Linked DNA regions of Homo sapiens: region 2 is linked to region 1. The links are chromatin loops, found by intact Hi-C in ENCODE. Cell type or tissue: CD4-positive, alpha-beta T cell. All regions are shown on one strand. Each heading gives the region's core, and the rest is flanking DNA. Links, peaks and the distances in the headings are about the cores only. Region 1 overlaps HCG17 (HLA complex group 17). Region 2 holds the start of RPP21 (ribonuclease P subunit p21).

The links. Peaks named below come from ENCODE experiments on the same cell type or tissue, not always from the same donor. Only the 100,000 strongest peaks of a DNase experiment are listed, where the experiment ranks them.
Region 2: a loop joins it to region 1, with 2.0 times the contacts of the local background. A loop is called at or near these places in 3 of 110 quality-filtered maps.

The regions. Positions count from the first base shown.
Region 1 is chr6:30,255,112-30,263,440 of GRCh38, forward strand. All of the region lies in intron 1 of HCG17 (HLA complex group 17), which reads right to left. It also overlaps the pseudogene HLA-L. Among named protein-coding and RNA genes, the nearest start is that of TRIM26, 46 kb to the left of the region's middle. In CD4-positive, alpha-beta T cell, for the core only: a CTCF peak has its summit at 4,873; DNase peaks (open chromatin) are centred at 4,360, 4,800 and 5,230; H3K4me3 peaks cover 2,285 bases; H3K27ac peaks cover 964 bases.
Region 2 is chr6:30,340,813-30,349,141 of GRCh38, forward strand. It overlaps TRIM39 (tripartite motif containing 39), which reads left to right. Exons shown (of 8, transcript NM_001369521.2): 8 at 900-2,917. The coding sequence ends at 1,447. TRIM39-RPP21 (TRIM39-RPP21 readthrough) reads left to right here. Exons shown (of 10, transcript NM_001199119.1): 6 at 900-1,084; 7 at 4,486-4,586; 8 at 4,679-4,761; 9 at 5,620-5,745; 10 at 5,901-6,046. The coding sequence ends at 5,998. It overlaps RPP21 (ribonuclease P subunit p21), which reads left to right and starts at 4,344. Exons shown (of 5, transcript NM_024839.4): 1 at 4,344-4,416; 2 at 4,486-4,586; 3 at 4,679-4,761; 4 at 5,620-5,745; 5 at 5,901-6,045. The coding sequence starts at 4,360. The coding sequence ends at 5,998. RefSeq lists an enhancer at 1-694. In CD4-positive, alpha-beta T cell, for the core only: no CTCF peak of the experiment used is centred there; a DNase peak (open chromatin) is centred at 4,359; H3K4me3 peaks cover 1,290 bases; H3K27ac peaks cover 446 bases.

The DNA of each region.
Region 1 (8,329 bases), core at 139-8,138:
TTTCCCCATTGTCTTGGGGGATCAACATTTGGCTCTTTGTTACTTACGCAAATTTCTGCAGCCAGCTTGAGTTTCTCCTCAAAAAAATTGGTTTTTCTTTCTATTGCATCGTCAGGCTGTAAATTTTCTGAACTTTTATCCTCTGTTTCCCTTTTAAAATGGAATGCTTTTAACAGCACCCAAGTCACATTTTAAATGCTTTGCTGCTTAGAAATTTTATCTGCCAGATACCCTAAATCATCTCTCTCAAGTTCAGAGTGCCACAGATCTCTAGGGCAGGGGCAAAATGCCACCAGTCTCTTTGCTAAAACGTAACAAGAGTCACCTTTGCTCCAGTTCCCAACAAGTTCCTCATCTCCATCTGAGACCACCTCAGCCTGGACCTTATTGTTCATATCACCATCAGCATTTTTGTCAAAGGCATTCAACAAGTCTTTAGGAGGTTCCAAACTTTCCCACATTTTTCTGTCTTGTTCTGAGCCCTCCAAACTGTTCCAACCTCTGCCTAATACCCAGTTCCAAAGTCAATTCCACATTTTCGGGTGTCTTTTCAGTAGCACCCACTCTACTGGTACTAATTTACTGTATTAGTGCGTTTTCATGCTGCTCATAAAGAAATACCCAAGACTGAGATGAAAAAGAGGTTTAACTGGACTTAGAATTCCACATGGTTGGGGAGGCCTCAGAATCATGGCGGGAGGTGAAAGGCACTTCTTACATGGCGGTAACAAGAGAAAATGAGGAAGATGCAAAAGCAGAAACCCCTGATAAAACCATCAGATCTCATGAGACTTATTCACTACCACGAGAACAGTATGGGGGAAACCAACCCCATGATTCAAATTATCTCCCACTGGGTCCCCTGGGTCCCTCCCACAACACATGGGAATTATGGGAGTACAATTCAAGATAATATTTGGGTGGGGACATAGAGCCAAACCATATCACCAGCATTACCCAAATAAAAATCCCAGACAAGAACATCACAAGAAAAAGAATCAAGAACAAATATTCCTCTTGAACACAGACTCACAATTCAATACAAAACGTTATCCAATTAAGATATACATAAAATGAATAATATGCCATGCCATATTGGTTTTTTTAAAGGGAAAGTAAGGTTGGTTTAACATCTGAAAATTAAACAATACAATTCACCCAATTAATAGAACAAAGAACAAATGTTGCACAATTATTATAGTCAATGCAGAAAAAGCACTTGCAAAATCAAGACCATTTCATGACAAAATAGCTCAGCAAACAAAATCGAAAGGAATATCTTCAATGTGGTTAAGGACACCCACGAAAAGTTTACAGCTACCCTCATATTCAATTATGAAAGGCCAGATGCTTACTTCCTAAGATTAGCAACAAAGCAAAGATGTGGCTCTCCTCATTTTTGTTTAAAACACCTTACGAGCATCCTAACTAGTGCAATATGGCAAGAAAATGAAATAAAAGACCAATAAAAGGGCCAAGTGTGGTGCCTCATGCCTGTAATCTCAGCACTTTGGGAGGCCAAGGTGGGAGGATCACTTTAGTTCAAGAGTTTGAGACTAGCTTGAGCAACATAGTTAGACCCCTGTCTTTACTAAATATAAATAATTTTTAAAAGAAAAAAAACAATGATAGGAAAGGAAGAAATAAAATCTTTCTTTCTCAGCTTAATTACATATGTAGAAAACAATAAGGAATTCTGAAAAAGTCTCTGGAAGTAATAATTAAATTTGCAAAATTGTTCACAAAAGATATGTAATAAGTCTCTTAGACAAACATGACAAGATAGCAACAATACTAGTCATCAAAGAAGTGCAAGTTAAAACCACAATGAGAAACCATCACACATCACCTAGAATAAGTAAAGTTCAAAAGACATATGATAATTCTAAATACTGGTATGAATATGGAAAAAATAAAAATCTCTTATATTGTTGGTAGGAACGCAAAAAAAAGTTGCAGTCAGTTTGTAAAATAATATGGCAATTTCTTAAACAGCTACCCATCCATTTACCATATCACCCAACAATTCCACAAATATTTATTTATCCAAAGGAAATGAAAATTTAAGGCCATGCAAAGACTTGTAGTCAGTTATTTATAGTGGTTTCATTAATTACAGACCCTAACCGGAAATAACCCACGTTTATCAGCTGGAGAATAGAGAAACCAACGAATAAACTGGAATTCCAACAATACTCAGCAGCTACTCAGTGACAAAAATGAATGAAATATTATTACTCTTAACTACATGGAAAAATCTCAAATATTGTTATGACAAGTGAGAGACCAAAGGACTACATAACATATGATTGCATGTCCATGAAATTCTAGAAATTTCATTATTACAGTAACAGAAAGCACAGCAGTGGTTGAGTGAAGAGAAGGGGGTGAGGGTGGGAGGCAAGGATTAAATAGAAAAGGGGCATAAGGAAAGTTTTTAGGGAAAAGAAACTGTCCTCTATCTGGGCAATGTGGTAGTTACATGACTATAAATAATTACCAATATTCATAAAACATTGTAGCTAAAACTGGTGAGTTTTATTATACACAAACGCCCCAATTAGGAAAAAAAAAGGTGGGGGAAGAAGGCAAAAATGAAGACACTTTTACATAATCCAAATCAGAAAATTCATTTCCTAGGGATCTTGTACTACGTATAATTTTGAAGGAAGTTCTTCAGGCTGAAGGGAAATGATACTAGATGGTGACCTAGATATATAGAAAGGGATAATTAACAACAGAAATTATGCACATACACAGATCACATACACACTCATTTTCTTAATGACAATATGAATGCTTAAAACAAAAAGTATTACTGTATTATTGAGTTTATAAAGTATATTGATGTAATATATACAACAAGAATAGCACAATGGTAGGTTACATGAAACTACACTCTTACAAGTGTCCTTTATTTTGCTGGATGCAGCTTAATATTACCTGAACTTCACCATGAAAAGTCAAGGAATCGGGTTTCAATTCTTACAACAATAAAAAATTAGTGTAAAGAAATATACCTAAAAGCCACTAGAATTAAAACCATAAACTAAAAAATGTTTACTTAACACATAAGAAAGTAGGAAAGGAGGAATAGAAACAAAAAGATACGAGACAAATTGAAAACATACAGCAAAATGGTAGACCAAAACCCAACCATTGTAAGTGAAGAAATGACACGACCTGAGTCACATTAGCAGAACTGCTGAGCACTGTGGGGAGAACAGACATGGGCAGGAAGTGAGGGACAGTGTTAGTGCCACAATTCAGGGGTGAGAGGGTGGCAGGGACTAAGGGGAGGGGAGGGTGTGAGGGATGAGAGGGGCAGAGAGAAGGGCTGGAGAGACAGGAAGTGAGGAAAAGGAGCAAGGGAAAGGACTCTAAAGCAGTGGAGGAGCCTAGCAGGGGGTTCTTGACATGCATTCGGTATTTAATACATTTTGTGGGACTGCCAAAAACTAATGGCCTCCTCATGATTAAAAACATAAGAGTAAAAAAATACCAAGTATGCAAATAAAATGTGCACACTGCTTAGATGTGCATAATTCATAAAAACAAGCAGTGCTTAAGCATTGATGATAGGCATTTTGACTTCAGTGCAATTTTGAGGCTCCTTGTTACAATATACAGTAACAAATCCTGCTTCTTTGTATTGAGATGTCCTGGACTCACACAGGGAAACTCGGGCTATGGAATGAAGATAATTTTAAATGCAACAACCCAGAGTCATGGATCCACAGTCTGGGAAAGTAAACTTAGAAGCTTTGTGACTCGAATTGCAATGCTGTTTGGATACACTTATATATGAAGCAGGCAAAATCAGGTCTTTTACAGATTAGAATCCTGATCATTCAGGGGTTAGATTGTGCTAACCACTGTATTAATAAACAAACAAACAAAAAAACCTGGTCACTATGAGAATCTCTATCTTGTGCCTTCAGCCACAACTTCACCAGGTTTAAAGAGAAAACCCCTTTCTCTACACCGCCATTCCCAAGGCGAGCTCACTCTCTGGCATCAAAGTTCCCTGGGGTGAGTTTTCTTCTAGGATAGTCCAAGGGGAGAGGTAAGGAGTCGGAAGTCCAGTTCAGGGACGAGGATTCCAGGATGAGCGTGAATGGGAAGGGGCTGGGCCCAGCCTGGGGGTTCTCTCCCTAGTTTCCACAGACAGATCCTTGACCAGGACTCAGGCAGTCAGTGTGACAAAGAGGCTGGCGTAGGAAAAGAGAGGTCAGGACAAAGTCCCAGGCCCCAGGCGTGGCTCTCTGGGTCTCAGGCCCCAAGAGCGATGACTGCACTGGGGAGTCACAGGGTTGGGGATTGCCCACTCCCCTGAGTTTTGGTTCTCCCAACCTTCTTCCTGGATACTTGTGACATAATCCCACTTCTCACTCCCATTGGGTGCCGGGTTTTTAGAGAAGCCAATCAGCTTCGCCGCGATCCCGGCACTACGATCCCGGCACTACAGTCCCGGCGCAACCACCCGCACTCAGATTCTCCCCAAACGCCAAGGATGGGGGTCATGGCTCCCCGAACCCTCCTCCTGCTGCTCTTGGGGGCCCTGGCCCTGACCGAGACCTGGGCCGGTGAGTGCGGGGTCGGGAGGGAAAGGGCCTCTGCGGGGAGAAGCGAGTGGCCCGCCCGGCCCGGGGAGCCGCGCCGGGAGGAGGGTCGGGCGGGTCTCAGCCTCTCCTCGCCTCCAGGCTCCCACTCCTTGAGGTATTTCAGCACCGCAGTGTCCCAGCCCGGCCGCGGGGAGCCCCGGTTCATCGCCGTGGGCTACGTGGACGACACAGAGTTCGTGCGGTTCGACAGCGACTCCGTGAGTCCGAGGATGGAGCGGCGGGCGCCGTGGGTGGAGCAGGAGGGGCTGGAGTATTGGGACCAGGAGACACGGAACGCCAAGGGCCACGCGCAGATTTACCGAGTGAACCTGCGGACCCTGCTCCGCTATTACAACCAGAGCGAGGCCGGTGAGTGACCCTGGCCCGGGGCGCAGGTCACGATCCCTCCCCATCCCCCACGGACAGCCCAGGTCCCGGGTCTGAGTCTCCGGTCTGAGATCCACCCCGAGGCTGCGGGACCTGCCCAGACCCTCGACCAGGGAAGAAACTCGGGCGCCTTTACCCGGTTTAATTTCAGTTTAGGCCAAAATCCCCGCGGGTTGGTCGGGGCGGGAGCGGGGCTCGGTGTTCGGGGCTGACGGCGGGGGCGAGGCCATGGTTCTCACACCATCCAGAGGAAGCATGGCTGCGACGTGGGCCCGACAGGCGCCTCCTCCGCAGGTATGAACAGTTCGCCTACGATGGCAAGGATTACATCGCCCTGAACGAGGACCTGCACTCCTGGACCGCCGCGAACACAGCGGCTCAGATCTCCCAGCACAAGTGGGAAGCGGACAAATACTCAGAGCAGGTCAGGGCCTACCTGAGGGCAAGTGCATGGAGTGGCTCCGCAGACACCTGGAGAACGGGAAGGAGACGCTGCAGCACGCGGGTACCAGGGGCCACGGGGGCGCCTCCCTCATTTCCTGTAGATTTCCCGGGCTGGCCTCCCACCAGGAGAGTAGGAAAATGGGACCAATGCTAGAATATCGCCCTCCCACTGGTCCTGAATGGGAAGAATCCTGGGTTTCCAGATCCTGTACCAGAGAGTAACTCTGAGAGCCCACCCTGCTCTCTGGGACAATTAAGGGATGAAGTCCCTGAGGAAATGGAGGAGAAGACAGTCCCTGGAATACTGATCCGTGGTCCCCTTTGACCCCTGCAGCAGCCTGGGGCACCAGGAATTTTCCTCTCAGGCCTTGTTCTCTCCCTCACACTCAGTGTGTCCGTGGCTCCGATTCCAGCTCTTCTGAGTGCCTTGGCCTCCACTCAGGTCAGGACCAGAAGTCCCTGCTCCCCCATCAGAGACTCGAACTTTCCAAGGAATAGGAGATTATCCCAGATTCCTGTGTCCAGGCTGGTGTCTGGGTTCTGTGCTCCCTTCCCCATCCCAGGTGTCCTGTCCATTCTCAGGATGGTCACATGTATGCTGCTGGAGTGTCCTATGAGGAATGCAAAGTGCCTGAATTTTCTGACTCTTCCCCTCAGATCCCCCAAAGGCACATGTGACCCAGCACCCCATCTCTGACCATGAGGCCACCCTGAGGTGCTGGGCCCTGGGCCTCTACCCTGCGGAGATCACACTGACCTGGCAGCAGGATGGGGAGGACCAGACCCAGGACACGGAGCTTGTGGAGACCAGGCCTGCAGGGGACGGAACCTTCCAGAAGTGGGTGGCTGTAGTGGTGCCTTCCGGAGAGGAGCAGAGATACATGTGCCATGTGCAGCATGAGGGGCTGCCAGAGCCCCTCACCCTGAGATGGGGTAAGGAGGGGTGTAAGTTGTCTCCTCTCAGGGAAAGCAGGAGACCTTCAGCAGGGCAGGGCTGAGGCCTGGGGGTCAGAACCCCTCACCTCCCTCTCCTTTCCCAGAGCCGTCTTCTCAGCCCACCATCCCCATCGTGGGCATCGTTGCTGGCCTGTTTCTCCTTGGAGCTGTGGTCACTGGAGCTGTGGTTGCTGCTGCGATGTGGAGGAAGAAAAGCTCAGGTAGGGAAGGGGTGAGAGGTGGGGTCTGGGTTTTCTTGTTCCACTGTGGGTTTCAAGCCACAGGTAGAATTGTGACTTGCTTCATCACTGGGAAGCACCGTCGACACACAGGCCGACCTAGCCTGGGGCCCTGTGTGCCAACACTTGCTCTTTTGTGAAGCACATGTGAAAACGAAGGACAAATTTATCACCTTGATGATTGTGGTGATGGGGACCTCCCAGCAGTCACAGGTCACAAGGGAAGATCCCTACTGAGGACAGACCTCAGGAGGGCAGTTGGTCCAGTCACCACACCTGCTTTCCTCATGTTTCCTGATCCTGCCCTGGGTCTGCAGTCACAGTTCTGGAAATTTTCCTGGGGTCCAGGATTTGCTGTTTCCTTAAGGACTTCATGCCCCATGTCCTCCCTGACCTCTCACAGGTTGTTTTTTTCTCACAGATAGAACAAGGAGGAGCTATGCTCGGGCTGCCTGTTAGTATGGGGGATTAGAGGGCTGCTCCCTGAGATCGTTGGGACAGTGTAGACAAGATTCCTCCTTTAGCCACATCTCCTGTGGGCTCTGACCAGTTCCTATTTTTGTTCTACCCCAGGCAGCAATTGTGCTCAGTACTCTGATGCATCTCATGATACTTGTAAAGGTGAGACATGGGGGGGCCTGAAGTGGGTGGGGGTGAGGCAGAGGGGACATGATTCTGTTGAGGGGTTCTCTGGATTTAGACATCTTGACCATGTGGTAGGCTGTTCAGAGTGTCACCAGGTACAGTGACTGCCCTGGATTTGTTTATGATTATTTTCTCCTGTAGCTTGAGACAACTGCCTTGAGTGGGACTGAGAGATACAAAATTTCTTCAGGTCCTTCCTCTGACACACACCATTGTAATTTCAAGAGCTCCTGACTTCTATATCTGCACTTGACACGTGAATATATCTATGTGTCTGTGTTCCAGTTAGCATAATGTGAGGAAATGGGCTACTGGTCCACCACTGCCACCAGGACCACCACCCCACACTAACCTGTCCTCTCTTCCCCGGTCAAGTTTTTTTTCAACAGAGGTGAGGCTGGGACATTTCTATTCATGTCTTAACTTTTAAGTTTCACTGAGCTGCCACTTACTCCACTATTCAAAATAAGAACCTGGATATGAATTTTTCAAATTCTTGCCATGAGGTTGGGTTGATTGTTCAATGAAAGGAGAGCAAGACTCTTAAAACTTGAGAGAGGAAGTAAAACCTGAGAGCCTTCCAGAATCCATTTTTGCTGTGCTGGGCCTGTTGTAGGTGGAGACAGGAGAGAGAGGGCTGTGAGGAGCTGAGTGTGGACAGCCTATGCTCAGTTCATCATGGAATTTGACGTGGTCATTCATTGGGTTGGTCATCTTCACTGCTCCATTGTTTGTGTCCCTTCAGTAGAACCTTGTTTCACCAGGACCTGTGATCACAGGCACACAAACATTGCCTGGGCCTTGTCCTGTCTCTAGGACCGTGGACAGCAAGGGCTTCATGGGCTGGGTCAGTCTATGGTCTGGCCCTAATATTTTGTATCATTATTTTTGGTTTCTTTGTTTCTGTAGAGGACTATGCCTGTTCCTGTTCTGGTGTCTGCGTTCTGATCTCTTTCTCCCCTGGGTGTCCCTCATCTCTGACAGCAGCAGGAGTCATTTTTCCTGTCATTAACCCCACAAGGTGGAAGGCAGCCCCTGCACACAGAAGTCTGTGGTATTAAGAGATGAATTTTC
Region 2 (8,329 bases), core at 263-8,262, 86 kb after region 1:
ACTCTTAGGTCCATTCTTTTCTAAATAGAGACCCAGAAAGGTTAAATAATTTGCCAAAGTCATCGGGTAGAGTGGTTATATAATTTACCATGTAAACTTGCATAACCTTCAAAGGCCGGGTGCGGTGGCTCACATCTGTAATCCTAGCACTTTGGGAGGCCAAGGCTGGTGGATCACTTGAGGTCAGGAGTTCGACATCAGCCTGGCCAACACGGTGAAACCCCATCTCTACTAAAAATATAAAAATTAGCCAGATGTGGTGTTGGGCGCCTGTAATCCCAGCTCCTCTGGAGGCTGAGGCAGGAGAACTGCTTGAACCTGGGAAGCGGAGGTTGCAGTGAGCTGAGATCACACCACTGCACTCCAGCCTGAGGGACAGAGTGAGATTCCATCTCAAAAAAAAAAAAAAAGAAAGAAACTGAAAGGGAGTGTCATTATATTAATGTGAATATGCAGGGAAAATAGTCATAAACCAGGCCAGTTCCTGGAAAACACACATGGTCACCCTATCCCTAGACCATATGCTGTCTTGCTCGGCATCCTTCTTAACACTTTCCGTTTTTTTCTGCCCCTCAGACTACACCTTGTACTTCTCTACATAGTGAGATAAATGATAATGTCAGAGGGAGATGAAGAGAGGACCAGGCGGGAACCTAGATTACCAGCCACTGCAGACTCAAGAGATTATTATCTGTTTACTTTAGGGTCAGGGTGAGAAGTGAGCCATTGCTTTCTCCCCTTCCTTAGGTGACACCATGGATTGAGAAAGTTAACCAAACCAGGTTGTTCTGGGGACCTTTAAGGGACCAGGCTCTGTAAAGGCAGGCTGGAAGAGTGAGGCAGGGGCATTTAGCTATTCCCATCCTCATCTAGCTCCCCACTCTGGCTTCTCCCGCCAGCGGATGTGACCCTGGACCCTGAGACAGCTCATCCTAACCTAGTCCTGTCAGAGGATCGTAAGAGCGTCAAGTTCGTGGAGACAAGACTCCGGGATCTCCCTGACACACCAAGGCGTTTCACCTTCTACCCTTGCGTCCTGGCTACTGAGGGTTTCACCTCAGGTCGACACTACTGGGAGGTGGAGGTGGGCGACAAGACCCACTGGGCAGTGGGTGTATGCCGGGACTCCGTGAGCCGAAAGGGCGAGTTGACTCCACTCCCTGAGACTGGCTACTGGCGGGTGCGGCTATGGAATGGGGACAAATATGCAGCCACCACCACACCTTTTACCCCTTTGCACATCAAGGTGAAACCCAAGCGGGTAGGCATATTCCTAGACTATGAGGCCGGCACACTGTCTTTCTACAATGTCACAGACCGCTCTCATATCTACACCTTCACTGATACTTTTACTGAGAAACTTTGGCCCCTCTTCTACCCAGGCATCCGGGCTGGACGGAAGAATGCTGCACCACTTACCATCAGGCCCCCAACAGATTGGGAGTGACAGGTTGGGATGTGGGAATGACTGGGGTGAGGCAGGGTCAAGTGCTACGGGCCTCCTTCCCGTGTCCTGCTGGAACGTCTTCGTGTCCACCTGGGTCCAGTCCTGAATCATCTTGGAGAAACACCTTGGTTTCTAGGATGGTTTTGTGTGGAGGGGGAGGTAGGACTGGGCTGGATGAGAGAGCACAGCTGTGACTTCCTCCTAACTGTCAGGGTGGGGAGCTGGTTCCCAGAGGATTGTCTACCCTGAAGTCCATCAGGTTTTCTGTTGCACAAGGACGGGTCAGGAAGGAAGGAGAGGCTTTTCCAGAAACAAAAAATCTGTGAGGGTCTGACTTGCTCAAACCAGAGGAGGAAACAGAAACCCCTGCACATCTTTTTAGGGGGTTCTTTGACCCAGGATAGTCTTGCTTCTTGAGGTAGATCACAGGGGTCTGTGTACCTCTGAATTCATGAGAGATGAATGACAGATGCTCTCATGGGTCTAGATATTGAGGAGTTTTTCTGAGGGCAGAGATTGGACATCAACAAGGCTAGAAGGGTCAGGGAAGTGGGCTAAAGGAACAGATTCCTAGAGATTAATGAAGAGGAGGGAGGTTTCTTTGGTCTTCTATTCCAAGGGTAAGGTTGCGATTATGGGTAAGATTGGCCAGAGGTAGGAATGTGGGGAGAAGGAGAGGCTGAAAAGAAAGCAGAGGAGAACCCAGGTCCCTGCCTCAGCCTTCAGCAGAGTTGGCTTATTGCCTGCCTCTATACCAATAAGTCAGTCACCTTGCTCCTCTCCAGAGGCAAAGTGGAAGAGATCCTGCAAGACACATCTATCCTTTCACAGTGTTCCCAAGGGAACTTGGAAAGGAGAGTCAGGTATTAGAGGAAAGAGAAGGGTATTTGTATACAAAGCCCTGGCCTTAAAGAATGTTACTTAGTAGCTACTCCCAAATTGTCAGCCTTCTTACCTGGCCAAGGTGTCCAAGCCAGAAAGGAAAAAAGGTTATGGAGTCTTTCTCACCCTAAGGACAGGGTGGAAGAGGGTGGTATATAGGGAAGGGCCAGATAGGCAACTTCATTTGGCTTGTGTGCATCTGGCCTGGAACTGGTGTTAAGCCAGGCTTTTGCTTGTTTGTTGCCATCCCTCACCCTTTGCCATTTCCCTTTTCAGAGAATGTAAATGATTTTCATGTTAGGCCAAAATAAACAACTTATAGGGTACATATGTTGTCATAAAAGGTAAAAGTGATGCATGCCAAACCAAACTAAACCAATTTGGATTATCTGCTATTCGGGTAATCTTCACAGAAATGACTGAGAGAAGAATCTGCAGTTTACTGAGGGCATTTCAGTTCCTCCTACCACCTCAACAGGACTTTGTCCAGACTCTCCTCCTCTTACCTTTGTGCCTTGACTGTGGTTCTTTGTGGCAAGATACTTTGGTTGGTTAAAATAATATGGAACAAAGGATCCACTGAAGTGATCTCTGTGTTGTGTGGTAATTTGGTGACAGCCTTGTACTGATGTGTAAGAATCACTGGGTGTTAGACATGCATGTTCCTGGGTCTCACCCTTAGTGGTTAGTCAAGGTCTGGGGTGGGCCGGACATCTACATTTTATTTATGAGACAGAGTCTCGTTCTGTCGCCCAGGCTGGAGTACAGTGGTGATCTCAGCTCACTGCAACCTCCGCCTCCCAGGTTCAAGCAATTCTCCTGCCTCAGCCTCCAGAGTAGCTGGGATTACTATGGACTATAGCCATGCACCACCACACCCGGCTAATTTTAGTGGAGACAGGGTTTTGCCATGTTGGACAGGCTGGTCTCGAACTCCTGAACTCAAGTAATCTACCTGCCTCAGCCACTCAAAGTGCTAGGATTACAGGTGTGAGCCACCGTGCCCAGCCTACATCTACATTTTAAACACACCACTCTCATTTGAGTCCGAAAACCCTTGTGAAACTAGTTCCAGAGGAGGTTTCAGCCATGTCCTTCCTCCCAGCTGGAGCCCTGCTTGTCTGTCCCCGCCTGGCACTGGGTCTGAAATTGGAGAGAAGTCATCCTCTCCTGACTTATGCTGCCCTCCCCATCTCAGGGTTCATTGATCTTCTACCCCTCCAATTCATGTCCCTCTGCTTCTGACTTCAGTAACTGATAGTCACTATGAGTCACAGGACACCAGACAGAAGAACTGGAAGATAGAAGAGGTCAGAGGGAGGGGTGTGAGGTGAATGTCAGTGTGGGGAGTGGGGTGAAGTTTCAGGGGCAGGGGATGCTGTTGACAGATTTCTGTGCTGTACCTAAGCCTAGGAGTTAGAAACCATTCACTCAGAAAGTGAGGATCACCTACTGTGTGTCCAGCACTGCATAACAGGAAGTGTGTTTCTTTGGTAGGTGGAATAGTAGGAGTAAACTGTGCTTTCTGAGGACCGGGAGTCCTTTTCCCTCCCTCCAGCACCCTCATGATCCTTCCCACTTTCACCCCCACTGGCACCAGTGCTTTTTTTTAATGTATTACCTCTGTGCCTTCCGTCTGTAGATCTTACAGGCATCTGCCTCGGACCTCAGGAGAGTAGGGCAGAAGCTCTAGCTGGGTATAAATTGCACATAACCATCTCCCCAACGTAGCTACATAAAGAGACCAGCCTTCTGTCCTGAAAATGGCCGATTTAAGATCCTCACCTGCTCCACTAGGTCTCTAGGTGATATAATTGGTCATGAGCTTGAGGAAGACAAAAGCACTGAAAATTCATAAAGGGACCCTGGGCATGGATTGCTGGGGTTGTGTTTAGAAACCGATGAGTTTGTGAGGCCTCCGGGAGGCTCCCGAGGGCGCGGGGACTACGTTTCCCAGGAGGCCTCGCGCGGACGCCCGGGCGGGGCTGTGCGAGGGGTGGGGCTGCGGGAGGCCCTGGAGCGCGGCGGTGATGGCGGGGCCGGTGAAGGACCGCGAGGCCTTCCAGAGGCTCAACTTCCTGTACCAGGTGAGTCTGCGACAAGGGCCCCACGGGGACGGTGCTCGGCGTCCCAGAGTGACTGCTCCCCTCCCGCAGGCCGCCCATTGTGTCCTTGCCCAGGACCCCGAGAACCAGGCGCTGGCGAGGTTTTACTGCTACACTGAGAGGACCATTGCGAAGCGGCTCGTCTTGCGGCGGTGAGACAGCCACGGGGCGGGCGGCGGGCGGGACGCGGGAGGAACGCGAGAGGGAGCGCGGGCGCCAGACCACTATCCTCCTCCGCCCCCAGGGATCCCTCGGTGAAGAGGACTCTCTGTCGAGGCTGCTCTTCCCTCCTCGTCCCGGGCCTCACCTGCACCCAGCGCCAGAGACGTGAGTGCTCCAACGGAGGTGGAAGACTGCGGAGCATTGGGGGCGCGGAGGGGGGCGGGGTGGGGGGCGGGCACTGGAGGCCAACAGCGCCTTTCTCACTGTAGATGGATGTTGGGTGTGGGATTCGCAGGAGTCTTCCTTCTTCGGGTTTGGATTAAGTTCCTAACGCCACTTGCACAAACTAGGGTTTGGGCTCGGCTGTTTTTTTTTTTTTTCTTCCAGTGTGGGCAATAAATAATAACTTTTAAGAGGCAACCCCACCCATGCACAATAATAGATGTTGTTCGGCTTTGTGGAGGACGATTCCCATCACCATTCATTTATTAAGCAAATACTTATTTTCTAAAATGTGTCAGGTACTGTGCTAGATTCATTATTCTCATTGAAATTACGGTCTGATGGGACAGACTAAGAAACAAAATGGTGTAGAAAAAGATTAACTGGGGGAGTAGAATGCTCACTTACTCATGCCAGTGGTGGCGAAGTTTATGATAAGCAAAGGGAGTGAGAGATGGAAATTCTAGGCATGTGTGCAGACTCTGAGACAAGAGAGCTTGTGGTGCTGTCAAAGAAATGAGAGTTCAGGAGGCTGGAGTTTGAGGTAGGAGGGCAAAACATGAGACTGGAGGGGGAAACAGGCCAGTTCTTGAAGTCTTGTTAGGGAGTTTGAACTTTATCTTAAAGAGTTCCAGGAAATCGATGGAGCTTATGCCGAGGCCTGACACCATCAAATGTGCATTCAAATTGGGGGTGTGGTGGGGGAGCGGGGATACCTACTGAAAAACACTGGAGGCAAAACTGGCAGCAAGAGACCGTTACTTCTAAACGTGGACAGTCTTTTTCCCATGTTCACCCTAGGCTGCAGGGGACAGCGCTGGACCGTACAGACCTGCCTAACATGCCAGCGCAGCCAACGCTTCCTCAATGATCCCGGGCATTTACTCTGGGGAGACAGGCCTGAGGCCCAGCTCGGGAGCCAAGCAGGTGAGAGGTGAGGGAGAAAATGGAGGACACCCCAGAGGATAGGGACAATGGAGAACGTAGAGTGAAGAGGACACATGGACAGGTTCTGGGTTGGTGTGAGAAGTACCACAGTCAGAAAACTAATTCTGTTTCTCTGATTCTGCTCATTTACTCAGATTCCAAACCACTACAACCCTTGCCAAACACAGCCCACTCCATTTCAGACCGCCTTCCTGAGGAGAAAATGCAGACTCAGGGTTCCAGTAACCAGTGATGGATTCACCCCATCTCCCAAATAAAGTTTACTTGTTTTACATTCCATGATTCTGTTCTGTGGGTATTTCAACTCTTAATTCCATTTTCTTCTGTTTCTGTCTGTGTTTCTTGGTCACCTTTGTAATCCCACCATGCAGGGAGATCGTGATTTCCATAGACCACTTGGCCTCACTCAGCAGCTTGCATTTCCAAGGCCATGGCCCCAGTTCCCTATCAATGTCCTGAGCCACCTTAGGGCATTCCATGTTTGGGCAGCCATAATTGCTGACTGAAGAGCTGGAGAGAATGATGCCACTGCTGCTGTTTTTAAACAAGGGGAGAAATATGGGGCAGCGGAGAGTGTTTGTATCCTCTAGGCCCACTCATAGTCAGAAAAGACTCAGGTCTTTTCCCAGTCTCAAAGTTGTCTTTAATAAAATTCTGATAAAGGAAATGGCGCAAACCTGAACTAACAAAGTCAAAGATGCTAACAAAGGACACCGACAGACATTTTGCAATTATGTCCCATAGGTAAACTCTCAGAGTTTTCTTAAGAATAAACAACTAAAATGTTTTCTTCGATATCCCTAGAAAGCCTACTGAAGTACAGAATTCTTAGACTGACCTTTTTGCTAAATGCCAGCTAATAAGGTTATACCAAAAGCATACAAACAAAATTTACTACTTCCAGAATGCAGTTTTCTTTTATTTCTCTTATAAACCCTGTGTTTGCTTATCGATAGCTGTATAAAAAAATCACTTCATCATGTTGGAGCTTAAAACATAATGATTTATTATTTCCTCTGGTTCTGTGAACTAGGAATTCTGAAAGACTTTGGCTGGGTGGTTCTCCTGTTACATATGAAATCAGCTTAAATAGCTGCATTTAGCTGCTATCTCGTAGGTGGTCTGGAAGACCCAAGAAATTTCACTCACGTGTTTAGCACCTCATTGCTTCTCCAAGTAGCCTTGCTCCCTCGCTAGCTTTGATGTTCCCACAGCATGGCTGACTCAGGGTAGTTGTATTTCTTACATCCCCTCTGGCTTCTACAAAAGCATCCCAATATGTAAGTGTTTGGCTGGATGCTGTGGCTCACACCTGTGATCCCAGCACTTTGTGAGGCCGAGGCAGGTGGATCACTTGAGTTCAGGAGTTTGAGACCAGCCCGGACAACATGGTGGAACCCTGTCTGTACTTAAAATACAAAAAAATTAGCAGGGCGTGGTAGCAGGCACCTGTAATTCCAGCTACTCGGGAGGCTGAGGCAGGAGAATCACCTGAACCCAGGAGGCAGAGTTGCAGTGGGCCAAGATCGCGCCACTGCATTCCAGCCTGTGTGACAGAGTGAGACTGTCTCAAAAAAAAAAAGTGTTTATCGAGCCTCTGTTGGGGTCACACTTGCTAATGTTCCCTTGGCCAAAGCAAGGCACAGTGCCAATGCCAGATTCAATGTGGAAGGGGCTACACTGGAGTTTGAACGCTGGGAGGTTCATTAGTTCCCTGGGGATCACCAGTGTAACAATCTACCACAGGGGTCCCCAACCCCCAGGCCCTGTGGACTGGTACTGGGCTGTGTCCTGTTAGGAACCAGGCTGCCTAGTAGGAGGTGAGCAGTGGTGGAAGGGAGGGATGGGCCAGCATTACTGCCTGAGTAATCAGTGGCAGCATTAGATTCACATAGGAGCATGAACCCTACTGTGAACTGCGCATGCAAGGGATCTGGGTTGCATGCTCCTTATCATAATCTAATTGCTGATGATCTGGGGTGAAATAGTTTCATCCCAGAACCATACCCTTCCTGCTCCATGGAAAAATTGCCTTTCACAAAACCAGTCCCTGGTTAACCTGTCCCTAGTGCCAAAAAGGTTGGGGATCACTCATCTACCACATTCTTGTTTTGCCTTTGTCCCTGACTTGGTCTCTCCACTGCCTCCTTCACATGTCAGTAAATTATTTGCGTAGAAAATACTAAACAGTGTACATGTAAGTAAATGTTTCTGAGTCATCCTTTGACATTTTATTTCTGGAAATAGTGCCTACCTGGGTCAACTTTCAGTCCAACAAAAATGTGTAGCCTGAAAGTAACACCTCGTGCATACCTGGGTCCTTTGCATCCTCAGCTCACCTTCCATGGCTCCTCCAGTAAGTTTAATTTGGGATGACTGAGCTCGACTCTTGCACACTTAATCTGATCTTTGGCTAAGTTTGTCTTGAGTGTGTTATGATTGCATGTGACTGAACATGTCTACAGTGGGATAGCAGTGGGGAAACTGAGTTTCGATTTCATGGCTCAGTCACTAAGTGATTCCTCTCATGTGGGAGATCATGGGAATCAGGTCCCAGTCAGGA